Regions from separate parts of the Homo sapiens genome. Here regions 1 and 3 are each linked to region 2. The links are chromatin contacts, found by Hi-C or POLR2A ChIA-PET in ENCODE. All regions are on one chromosome and are shown on one strand. The core of a region is the stretch at or near the end of the contact, and the rest is flanking DNA. Distances in the headings are between cores, read along the strand shown. Region 1 overlaps CC2D2B (coiled-coil and C2 domain containing 2B). Region 2 overlaps ENTPD1 (ectonucleoside triphosphate diphosphohydrolase 1). Region 3 overlaps ENTPD1 (ectonucleoside triphosphate diphosphohydrolase 1).

What was found. Hi-C counts contacts between places; a loop is a spot of excess contacts on that map. ChIA-PET counts read pairs that join two places held with the same protein, here RNA polymerase II (POLR2A). Pooled maps may share reads with other maps.
Region 1: a loop to region 2 is called in a map of OCI-LY7, with 8 times the contacts of the local background. The contact joins two enhancer-like sites. A Hi-C loop is called at or near these places in 1 of 168 maps with a recorded cell type or tissue (OCI-LY7), 2 of 37 single-sample maps with no recorded cell type and 4 of 50 pooled maps. POLR2A ChIA-PET finds 5 or more read pairs at or near these places in 1 of 52 experiments (activated CD4-positive, alpha-beta T cell).
Region 3: a loop to region 2 is called in a pooled map, with 3 times the contacts of the local background. The contact joins two enhancer-like sites. A Hi-C loop is called at or near these places in 1 of 168 maps with a recorded cell type or tissue (A673), 5 of 37 single-sample maps with no recorded cell type and 10 of 50 pooled maps. POLR2A ChIA-PET finds 5 or more read pairs at or near these places in 1 of 52 experiments (GM12878).

What each region holds. Positions count from the first base shown.
Region 1 is chr10:95,986,118-95,989,692 of GRCh38, reverse strand. CC2D2B (coiled-coil and C2 domain containing 2B) reads right to left here. Exons shown (of 35, transcript NM_001349008.3): 20 at 1,351-1,443. All of the region lies in intron 2 of ENTPD1-AS1 (ENTPD1 antisense RNA 1), which reads left to right. Among named protein-coding and RNA genes, the nearest start is that of CCNJ, 56 kb to the left of the region's middle. Within about 2 kb of position 1,537, at least 2 of the 41 ENCODE cell types and tissues checked have a DNase peak (open chromatin) inside an H3K27ac peak, as active enhancers do.
Region 2 is chr10:95,863,858-95,867,386 of GRCh38, reverse strand. ENTPD1 (ectonucleoside triphosphate diphosphohydrolase 1) reads right to left here. Exons shown (of 10, transcript NM_001776.6): 9 at 2,526-2,663; 10 at 1-1,210. The coding sequence ends at 1,004. All of the region lies in intron 3 of ENTPD1-AS1 (ENTPD1 antisense RNA 1), which reads left to right. Among named protein-coding and RNA genes, the nearest start is that of CC2D2B, 42 kb to the left of the region's middle. RefSeq lists a silencer at 1,801-2,095 and an enhancer at 1,914-2,143. Within about 2 kb of position 2,011, at least 5 of the 41 ENCODE cell types and tissues checked have a DNase peak (open chromatin) inside an H3K27ac peak, as active enhancers do.
Region 3 is chr10:95,783,236-95,786,745 of GRCh38, reverse strand. The region is part of intron 1 of ENTPD1 (ectonucleoside triphosphate diphosphohydrolase 1); the gene reads right to left. ENTPD1-AS1 (ENTPD1 antisense RNA 1) reads left to right here. Exons shown (of 6, transcript NR_038444.1): 5 at 1,501-1,720. Among named protein-coding and RNA genes, the nearest start is that of ENTPD1, 29 kb to the right of the region's middle. RefSeq lists a silencer at 1,207-1,286. Within about 2 kb of position 1,250, at least 2 of the 41 ENCODE cell types and tissues checked have a DNase peak (open chromatin) inside an H3K27ac peak, as active enhancers do.

The DNA.
Region 1 (3,575 bases), core at 288-2,787, 120 kb before region 2:
TATGAAGTTCAAGCATACTCAGATACTTGCTCTCTTACATCCTTCCTAACCCTCTGCTACCCTCCCTCCTGGGCTTCTCCTTACATAAAAAAGAAGAAACAGGATAAGGAGGATATGTGTTCTCTTTTCTTATAAGCAAGAACACTTCTTTATTTCCCGAGACCACAAACTCACTATTAAAGCACATCCCAACTTAAAACATACAGCAAGCTAGTAAAGAAGTAAGAGAGGCAGGGGATGAGTGGGAAAAACAGCTGCCAGTGATAAAGGGGGCTGTCTCATGCCTGGGAGAGCTACAGCGGTCCACATTCCATCTCACAGTCATGGTGTACGAACTAGAAGAACACTTGTGGTTTGATCTCATTTGCCCCTCACATTGGATGTAAAGCAAAGCAAGCATTAATATTGTCCGTTTTTGTAAAAAATAAAGTGGGACTCAGTGATTTGGTTACTTGCCAGTGACACACAGGGTAGTAAGAACAGGTCTTCAGACACCTGCCTGGGGCTCTACTAGCTATACATGGTTGCCTCTCACCTGTCCCCATGAGGGATCTGGAATGTATCTCTTAGCTCTTTCCATAGCTTTCCTTGCTTCTTTTCAAATTACCCTGCAAGGCTGCACTGGTGCTCTACAGCAAAGAAGATGTAGGTGGGTAAGAGTCTACTTTTGTAGGAGTTGTAGAAACCACCTCAACTCCCATCCTTTAATTCATTAATTTCTCAAACATTTATCAGCATTTTCTCAGTGTAAGATACTATGCTAGGCACTAAGGATCTGTAGATGTCGCCCCTGCACTAAGCTTCTAAGTCTAGTGGCATGATGAGGGGTTGATAGAAATCAGGCATGAAATCCAGTGAAGGATTCCACTCAAACCTGGTTAAGACTCTGCTAGAGTGTTTTGTAAATATTCACTATTTGGCTTCGTTTCAAAGCGTATCTATTTTTCTAATACTGTCTGTGTGCCTCTGGTAGCTCCTTCATCCCTTCATCTCCTGAATTGCTATAGTCCTTGACATCATGAGGCACCAGTAAATATGAGTTCTGGCAAAATGCTGGGGTATCTCTCAAGGTGAACTTTTAGAGTCAAAGAAGAGATGGGAAGTCTTTAAAATGTATGTTTAAACAGAAAAGGTTGGGATGTGCTTTAATAATGAGTTCACTGTCAATGAAGTAACCTAACTCTCAAAAAGAGGTCTGAAAAGAACAGAAAACTCCTCAGTGATCTGAAAGAGGTGACGAGTGAGTGGATTCGTCCATCTGACTCTCTGGAAGGACTATAATACCATGGATCTAGCAGACCAGTTTTCACAAAAACAAATGCAAATATATTGATAATACTGTGTTGTTACCTTTTTCAGAAAATTGGCAGAATTAATCCTTTGTGCTGTAATAGAATTTACATCTGAAACGGATACCTCCTTCTCTTTCTGACTTTCATACTCCTAAATACAGAATTGTTAGTTTCACTTCTTGAATGTAACAAAGAGTTCACATATGACACATTGCAATAAATATCACTAGTCACTTCAGTCCATGTGTAAGACACTGGAAACATTCTGAGACTGACAGAAGAAAACATTTCTTTTAGATTCTCCCACTGAGGATAGGCTAAAAACCAGTTTCTAACTATATTCTGTTTGGGTCTAGATTGAAGTCCATTCATCTTTTAAATTAGAGTAATGATTAAGAACAAGATTTGTGACTGAGAAAATGATTTTTTAGAAAAGTGAAGAGGATTGAGAAAAGATTCTTCATGTATGCATTTGCCCTGTATCACTAAAAACAAAATACGTGGTTAAGAGCATGGGCAGTGGAGGCAGACAGTCCTAGGTTCAAGTTGGCCCTGGCATTTACTAACTGTGCAGTTTGGAAAAGTTGATTAACTGCTCCAGACCCCACTTTCCTCTTCAGTAATAATAATAATGCCTCTGTCACAAGATTGTTTGTGAGACTTAATTGAAATAATATCTGTAAAGTGCCTGGCATATACTAAGTAGTTAATGTGTGTTGACTATAATAAATAATTTTAATATTACATATATAGTCAGTATAAGATTGTCAGGATGCTTCATCTAAATAAAGTAAATTTGCATTTGTTATTTATGCATTTTCAGTATTATATATCCCCAATGCACTTGGAAATGATTTTATATTATAGATATTATTAAAGACTATACAAAAATAATGAAGTAAATACTTTAGAATCTTCAGCCATGAAACAACGCATGCTCATTATCTGAAGGTAAGTTACTTGTTCTTCTAATTATCCATAAGAAATCCTGAAATTAATTCTTTTGCAAGTAACAACTTTTATTTAACAAAATATTATATTGCCATTTCATATCACGTTATTTACATTTTTTTTTTTGAGACAGAGTCTCACTCTGTCACCCAGGCTGGAGTACAGTGGCACGATCTCAGTTCACTGCAACCTCTGCCTCCTGGGTTCAAGTGATTCTCCTGCCTCAGCCTCCCAAGTAGCTGGGATTACAGGTGTGTGCTGCCACACCTGGCTAATTTTTGTATTTTTAGTAGAGACGAGGGTCTCACCATGTTGGTCAGGCTGGTCTTGAAACCCTGACCTTGTGATCTGCCCACCTCAGCCTCCTAAAGGGCTGGGATTACAGGCATGAGCCACCATACCCGGCCTCATATCACTTTATTTACTTTTAAAGTATTAAGTTTTAGGAGTTAACACAATACTCTGGATATTAATATTTTAATTTTATATATGTTGGGAATAACTTTTCTAATCTGTAGGTTTTTAATTTTAATGTTATAAAATTTATTAATCTGGCCAGGCACTGTGGCTCATGCCTGTAATCCTAACACTGTGGGAGGCCGAGGCGGGCGGATCACTTAAAGTTAGGAGTTCAAGACCAGTCTGGGCAACATGACAAAACCCTGTCTCTACCAAAAATACAAAAATTAGCCAGGCATGACAGCGCACACCTGTAGCCCCAGCTACTACAGAGGCTGAGGAATGAGAATCACTTGAACCCAGGAGGTGGAGGTTGCACTGAGCCGAGATCACGCCATTGCACTCCAGCCTGTGCGACAAAGTGAGACTCCATCTCAAAGAAAAACTAATTAATCTTGTTCTTTATAATTTATACTTTTCGTGTCTTATTTAAGAAATACCTTTGTATCCCAAAATTGAAATGCCCATTTCAAGTTTTGCTTTTCACAAGTAATCTTCACTACACATGGTATTTATTTCTTTTCTGATGTCTGAATCTAATTTTATTTCTTTCCACATGTATGAATAACAATTCCAGAACCAGTTAATGCATCCTTCATTCTTTTCCAACTGATTTGTTATCAGGGGAACCCGCCCCCAATAATTCAACGTTATTTCACGTAGGTTCTTTTCTATTTCCCTAAGTGTCGGCCGGTCTGAGAAATAAAGGGAAAGAGTACAAAAGAGAGAAATTTTAAAGCTGGATGTCTGGGGGAGACATCTCATGTTGGCAGGTTCCGTGATGCCCCCCGAGCCGTAAAACCAGCAAGTTTTTATTAGTGATTTTCAAAAAGGTAGGGAGTGTACGAATAGGGTGTGGGTCACAGAGGTCAC
Region 2 (3,529 bases), core at 762-3,261:
TTTCTGCCTACCCAGGATAGTCTTGTCTCTAGACAATGTATTGATGATGCAAATGTTCTGGAACTAAATAGTGGTGATGGTGGCACAACACTGTGAATGTACTAAATGTCACTGATTTGTACGTATTTAATATGAATTAAATGTTAAAATGGTGAATTATATTTATGTATATTTTACCATAATAAAAATATGCATTGGAAGATGCATTTTTTGTGACCCTGAGTTGTAACTGTATTTTTATTTGTGACATGTATATACCACCTACCTCATAGTAAGCCCTGATGTTTGAATGCATATATTTACATCTGCTTTTTGCAAATCTCAGGTCTGAGTGTTCCACTCTGTAGCATTTGGGTATCACCTAGGAATATGTGATTTATTGACATACCTGCTTTGGGTGGGATTGAGAACTGTATTGACTGCATGAGCACATATATTTCCTTATAAAACTCTTTGGCTTTAGCACATATTTGCCTACTGTAGAAAATTCTCCTACCCACAGAGCAGGCTGGGAATGGAATGTGTGTCTGCCTTCTCCAAAGGCATCATATGGCTTTCTTAATGGATGGCAAACAGGAGAGAGAAAGGGGTTCTTAAAGAGTACAACTGAACCAGTTCCTGAGATTCTTCTTTCAGCCAGCTCAGCCTCCTATCACAGGACTCAAGACTCTCAGTTCTTCTAGACAAAGTCAATATTGTTCTTTTATAAAGCAAAGATTATGAAAGGTGTCAGGTCTTTAAAACCTATACAAGCACAAAGTACAAAGGAGAAAGGTGTAGCTGGGAAAAACTCATGAAAGAGACAGTATCTGCCGAAGTCCTTGAGGCAAAGGATATTGAATACCTCCAAAAGAAAGGCTTCAGTAAAAGCCAAGGAAGCTTCACACTCGTCAAGACTGGCCCTGGCAGACAGGGAAGGATGGCCTTGAACACTGCGATGGAGGAAAATGCTCCCTGGACGATTTTTTTCCTCACTCCAGCCAGCATATTTCAGCTGCTTTTGCTATACCATATCTTTCCAGAAATATGAAGGCTTGTGAAAGATAAGCAAGCCTATGATGGCCACTGTGAAAAGGACCAGGGAGAATAGAACCATGAGGAAGACATAGGTGGAGTGGGAGAGAGGTGTGGACAATGGTTGCTCAGCTGGGATCATGTTGGTCAGGTTCAGCATGTAGCCCAAAGTCCAGCCGGCGTCGCTGCCCTGGATCTGCAAACAGTGGGGAAAGTCTGTTTGTGGTTGGAGGAGTTAGAAGAGTTATCACCTAGGGCTTAGAATTATTGGATCATGCATTGGAAGAGTTCAAACAATATAAATCACTGGCTGGGCACAGTGGCTCATGCCTGTAATCTCAGCACTTTGGGAGGCCAAGGAGGGAGGATCACTTGAGGCCAGGAGTTTGAGACTAGCCTGGGCAACATAGTGAGACCCTGTCTCTCTAAAAAATAAAATTAGCTGGGCACGGTGGAACATGTCTGTAGTCTCAGCTATTTGGGAGCCTGGGTGGGGAGGATCATTTAATCCCAGGAGTTTGAGGCTTCAGTGAGCTGTGATCATACCACTGCACTCCAGCCTGGGTGACAGCGTGAGACCATGTCTCTTAAAAAAAAAGTATATACACACACATACATCATGACTACCTCGTGTGTCAGTCCTAAATTTGACATAGGTATAATCTTTCAAACAAAATAAACTGCTGGAATTAAAGGAAGTCTGGAATATTATAACAAGGAAAAGATTTAAGTTTGAATTAGCAAGATCAGCACTGACAAGAGTGTAAGGACACTGTTATCCTCAGGCCTGCTACAGCCCTCTGTCTCAATGCTTTGTTTTGCTTGAAATCACCATATTTAATACAGGGGGTAAAATGTTTTCCCCACTAGTGAGCATGGGCTTAAAAAGGTAGAGACACACTGCTCTGGGTATTTTTGGTCAAGCATGAGTCGCTCAGCTGGGTTCTCTATTCCTGGATACCTGCAGGTGGTGCTATGGTAAAGCACAGCATTGAGGTTGCTTCTTCCGGACTCAGGCTAAGCCTGGCTTCTAAACAACGGTCTCATCATTCACAGCCACTCAGTCCCCTTCTTCACACAGAGCTTTCAGATTGGTCAACCTTGAAGTAATAACCAACAAGGATGATGAAACCATGATCATACTTTCCCAGCTTATGGAAGGGGCCTTTCAGAGGGCTGCTGAAGTCAGCACACAGAGTCACTGTAGCTGCTGAAATGCTGTTACTTTAATATATCTCGTTTTGTGTTTTGTTTTGTAAGGAATTAGTCACTGTTATGTGGGAAGGTGCAACTGAAAATGCAAGTAGCTGTCCTTAGCGAGGATGCTCACAGTGGGCCAACAGACCCAGGAGGGCTTGACACAGAATGCCAGGGTTTGAAGCAGAATGGCAGAACAGGACATCAAGCCAAAGCTACACCATGCTGACTCCCCCCTTTTTCAAGCCCCAAACTGCTTCAGTCACTACCACCGAACCCCAACCTCCCCCCAGCCCAACAGGCCCCCAAATTACCTTGCCAATGAAATGGATGTGCTCCCAGGAATCAGCTGTGAAATGATAGCCTTGCAGAAGGAGGGAGAGAATGTAGGTACCAGAAAAGCAGTATTCACTCAGGTACTTCTCCTTTACTCCAGCGTAAGATGTTTTTATCTAGAAGTGAAGTGAGGGGGAGATCATACTCGTATGATAGGCACCTCTCTGTGGCCCTCTTTTTCTCTACTAGCCCTGATGAAGAGAGGGGAAAGCCCCAGCTCCAGTGCACCTGAAGGTTGGCCTCTTCCAGAGGGTTTTGGGGGTGGTGCTGCACTCCTTCAGTGGGAGCAGGGTTTTATAGTTTAGGGTCTCTTAAGGAAGCTTTTCCTGCACAGGCTTCTATGAGATAATAACAGGTCCTCCAGGAAAAAAGTAGTTCCTGTGGTCTAGTAGGTTCTGAAACACTAAATTTCAGTACCTCTGTTCATGCCCTAGACTTTGTTTAATCTGAGTTTTCTATATGCTCTTGACCAGAGCCTTTGGCCCACAGCCATAAAAAGCCTTACCACTCACTTTAGTCCCTGGACTGGCAGCATCAGCATCACTTGGGAGCTGGTTAGTCCTCACCTTAAAACTACCAATTCAGAATCTGCATCCCAATATGATTCCCAGGTGATTCACGTGCACAGTAAAGTTTGAGAAACACAGCTGTGGACACAGTTTAGGCAGCATTTTGCTGAGGACTGCTAGCACTGCCAACATCTCACCTTCTATCTTCTGTCTTAATGTCTTTTTTTGCATCTGAGTCATGCAAAGTGGTTGTTTCCTTGAGTCCTTCCTATGTTTACTCATCCTACTCCCTACTAAAAATATTAAGAGCTGCTTGCCATCCCTTGCCCTTACCTAGCCTAGCTGTTGTGAATATACACCCAGATACCCACAGCCTGCTCTGCAACTCTCCTGCCCTCAATTTGAGGACAACAGGCCAGGACCTCTCTAGTTCAGCCTGGACTTCTGTCTGCTGCCCCATTCCTCAGCCCTTC
Region 3 (3,510 bases), core at 1-2,500, 80 kb after region 2:
TCCCAGATTTCCAGGTTTCATCTTTTTCCCATGGCAGAAAAGTCTAGGTTGGATAAGGTGGTTTCTGTCATTTTAAGATATGCTGAAACTTTTTCTCACTAGATTTGGTGCTTTCTCTGCTGACAGTGGGCACAGGGAGCCAGAATCTAGGACTGCACTTGGCTTGGTGGGAACCAGTCCTGAGCTGCCTTCCTCCTTGGGGAACAACATTAGTCTCAGATTCTAACACCAGGGTTCGCTTTCTCAGGCAAAGGACGGTAGTGCAATACGGAAGCTAGGGATATGCATTCCTTCTCCCTCCCCTACTGAACCTGCGTCTCCTTCAACCTTGTCTTTCAGGCTCCTTTTCAGGGCAATATGGAAGTCTCTGTGCTCAAAGTACCCTCCATCCTCCATTGCTTATTGCTCCACTAATTTCCAATTTGGTGGAGTTAAAAAGAAATACCTCTGGTGGCCTTAAAGTCAAAGGAAGCTGTGTGGTCCTTCTCACCAAAACCTGGCTGTGGCAAAGCTGAACAGAATGAACAGAAGTTTTGAGTCATTATGGGAAGGGGAGGGGCAAACCATCCCTAGGGAGTTTGGAACAAAGTGCTTTAAGCAGCACCCAAGCACTGGGTAGCAGGGTGGGAGGACATAAGGGGTCAGGAGGTAGAAGTGAGGCTCAGATATGAGGCCCTCAGATAAACACCTCTCTTTCACCTGCATCCAGTTTTACCAAGTGCCCACTCTTGTCTCCTTCCTGCCTCCTTAGATAACAAGAGCAGCACCACTGGATGCTAGGCCAAGAAAAACGCTTGCCATCCTCACAATCATCCTCTTCCCCATTTGTTATGTTCTTACTGGGTAGCAGGCACTGTGCTAAGCACTTTATACTCATTGTTCATCAAATTATCACAACACCATAGATATCATTAGCCTATTTTGCACTTGAGAAAACTGGGGTCCAAAAGTTTGATAACATATTCGTGGTCACACAAATGGTAAGCACAGAGCTGGAATTTGAGGACAAGCCTGTCTGACTCCAGGGATTCTAAGCTCTTAATTATTAGGAGACATTGACACTCATTTAACTCTTCTCTTTTCTTTTATTTCCCCCACCTATCCACCTCCCAACTTCCTTCAGCCAAATGAGGCCAGTTTACATAGCCACCTTCTGAGAAAAGTTACCACAGATGGTTTCTGCTTCATAAGTTGCTGGGTTGGTTTTGTGGCCAACCTTGTGTCCTGAGACCTTATGATCTTGGCCACAACAGATTGTTCCAACAACTGCTGCTTAAGCCAAAGTCAACTATAGGCTGGACTTGCATTATCTCATTTAATCCTCATAACAAAGCTTTAAATTAAGTACTAATACCAACTGCATTTTACAAGCGGGAAAACTGACATTCAGATAAGTTAACTTACCTGCCTAAGGTGGGACAGCTAGTAAGAAGCAGAACTATGATTGGAAGGTAGGTTTATCTGAATGCTTGAACACTGTTCTACCTCCCATTTTTTCAGAGATCAATAGAGTTGGCCTGGAACAAGAGATGCCCTTGAATGCAAGTTGTAACAACTGAGAGAAATTGCCCAGACACTGCAACGGGAGTTGCCAACAAAGTAACAGAGTCAGAGAAGAGCTGAGTCTTGGGAATGAAAAAGTGATGAGGGGATGACTTCCACAGTGGGTATCCGGTCATTTGGGCTGCTGCTCTGCCCTCATCAAAGTGATTTCCACTCTGTGAGTCTCTGATATGCAGCTATAGAACCTGTTGCCTGTTTCCTAATTTATCCATGTGGGCCTGTCACCCTCATCACCTCAGGTAACAAAGTCCAGTCCTTATTACTTTGTGCCTCACACATACACTCCCTTAGGCCTAAACTCCCTGCAACGCCACTCCTGCCAAACCCCCATGATTGTCCTGGCCTGATGGAGTGAAGTAATGAGAGACTTGAAGCTTTGTAGACCTGAATGCTCATATCTTGCCACTACCCCAGCCTCCAGCTTTACTTCCTCCTCCAATGGGTAGCTCTCTCTCCTCCTTCCTCATTGTCTGCCAGCCTGAGGGAAAAGAGTACTGAGGCCGATAGGTGTTTTCCAAAAGGCTCTGGGTGCACTGGATGTACACCAGATGTTTCCTGCGACAACAGCAAGACAAAGGCAGTGGGCATGCAGAAAGCCATATAGCAATTGGTCTCTGGAACTGCTACTTCCTGGGTCCACAAGGTCTTGGGGTGACTAGGAAACACAGCCTGAGTTTTTCTCCCCAGGCCTTCACACTCTACAGTTAGCCCCATTCTCTACACAAGACAATGGAGCTCATAGGAGTCCCCATGTCTCTGAGCTTGGCTAGGGCAAACAGTTAGAGAGTGGCTGCTGGTGAGAGACAGTGCTGAAAATGCTGGCAGCAAGCCATATAAGACATTTTTAGTGGCCCCATAATGTCTATATACTCTAAGGAACTTGTATTTGTGAGCAGCTGGTGCTACATCATTAGATGTCATATGTGACAGGCTGTTCCAAGAAAGATCCAGGATACAAGAAGCTGGATTTCCTGACTTCAGTGTCCCTGGGTTTTTAATGCCTACCCTATCTTATGGGTAATTTGGCAAATGGTCAAATTGCTACACTGATCTTTTCTACAATCAAAAAAAAAAAAAAAAGAACAAGCAAAGCACCTGATTATACAAAGCATCTTACTACATTCCTCCTGCAGGAAGGCAGGATATAGTAATCGAAAGAGACAAAAGAAAAAAAATGACTAGGAACCTATATTTTTGCATAGATTTTCTACCCGCTTTCACCCCCACCTCTTCCCAGGCCACCTGCTATTCTAGTTCTTGGTCACCAATTTTGCCTCATCTTAAAATTTGTTCCTCTTTCCCATAATCAGTAGTAACTAGAAGCTGAGTTCCCCAGGCAACCATAAATACTTGTTATTCTTTTTGCCACGTGACTTGCCCTAAAAATAAATTCAAATATTTTTCCTACCATCAAAATGCCAGGAAGAATTGGATACTGTCTTGAAGAAGTGGACACTGTTTTTTTTTTTTTTATGCCTACCTGTGAAATAGAGCAGGCCTAATGCTACTTAGCCAAAATTTTTAGGAATCCTAAGAAAGTCCTAACACAGAAGGTAATATAAAAACCTGGGTGTTATCCTATCTTGAAAATGGGACAAGCAAAGAAGGGGTTGGGAAAAGAGAATTAGAACAAGCTGATACACACATGCTCACACAACCCAGACCAGTATAATTTGTTTTTCTTTTTAGAAAGAGAGTAGCAAAGAAAAGAGTGCGTGTTTGCTCTGAAGTTTAGTCAAGATTTTGCCACTTTCTTTGAAATGCCCCCTTGATGTGCCAGCCAAGGACCCTTAGAGACCTCCATTTGAAGCTGAAAGTACTTGAAGCCAATTAATGAAAAAGATTTGCTTTCCAGTCTCATGTGACTCTGGGGTGGATGACCTTTTGGAAATCATGGACAAAGTCTCCATTTAGAGCTCCTACAGAGTGATGACCCCACTATACAAA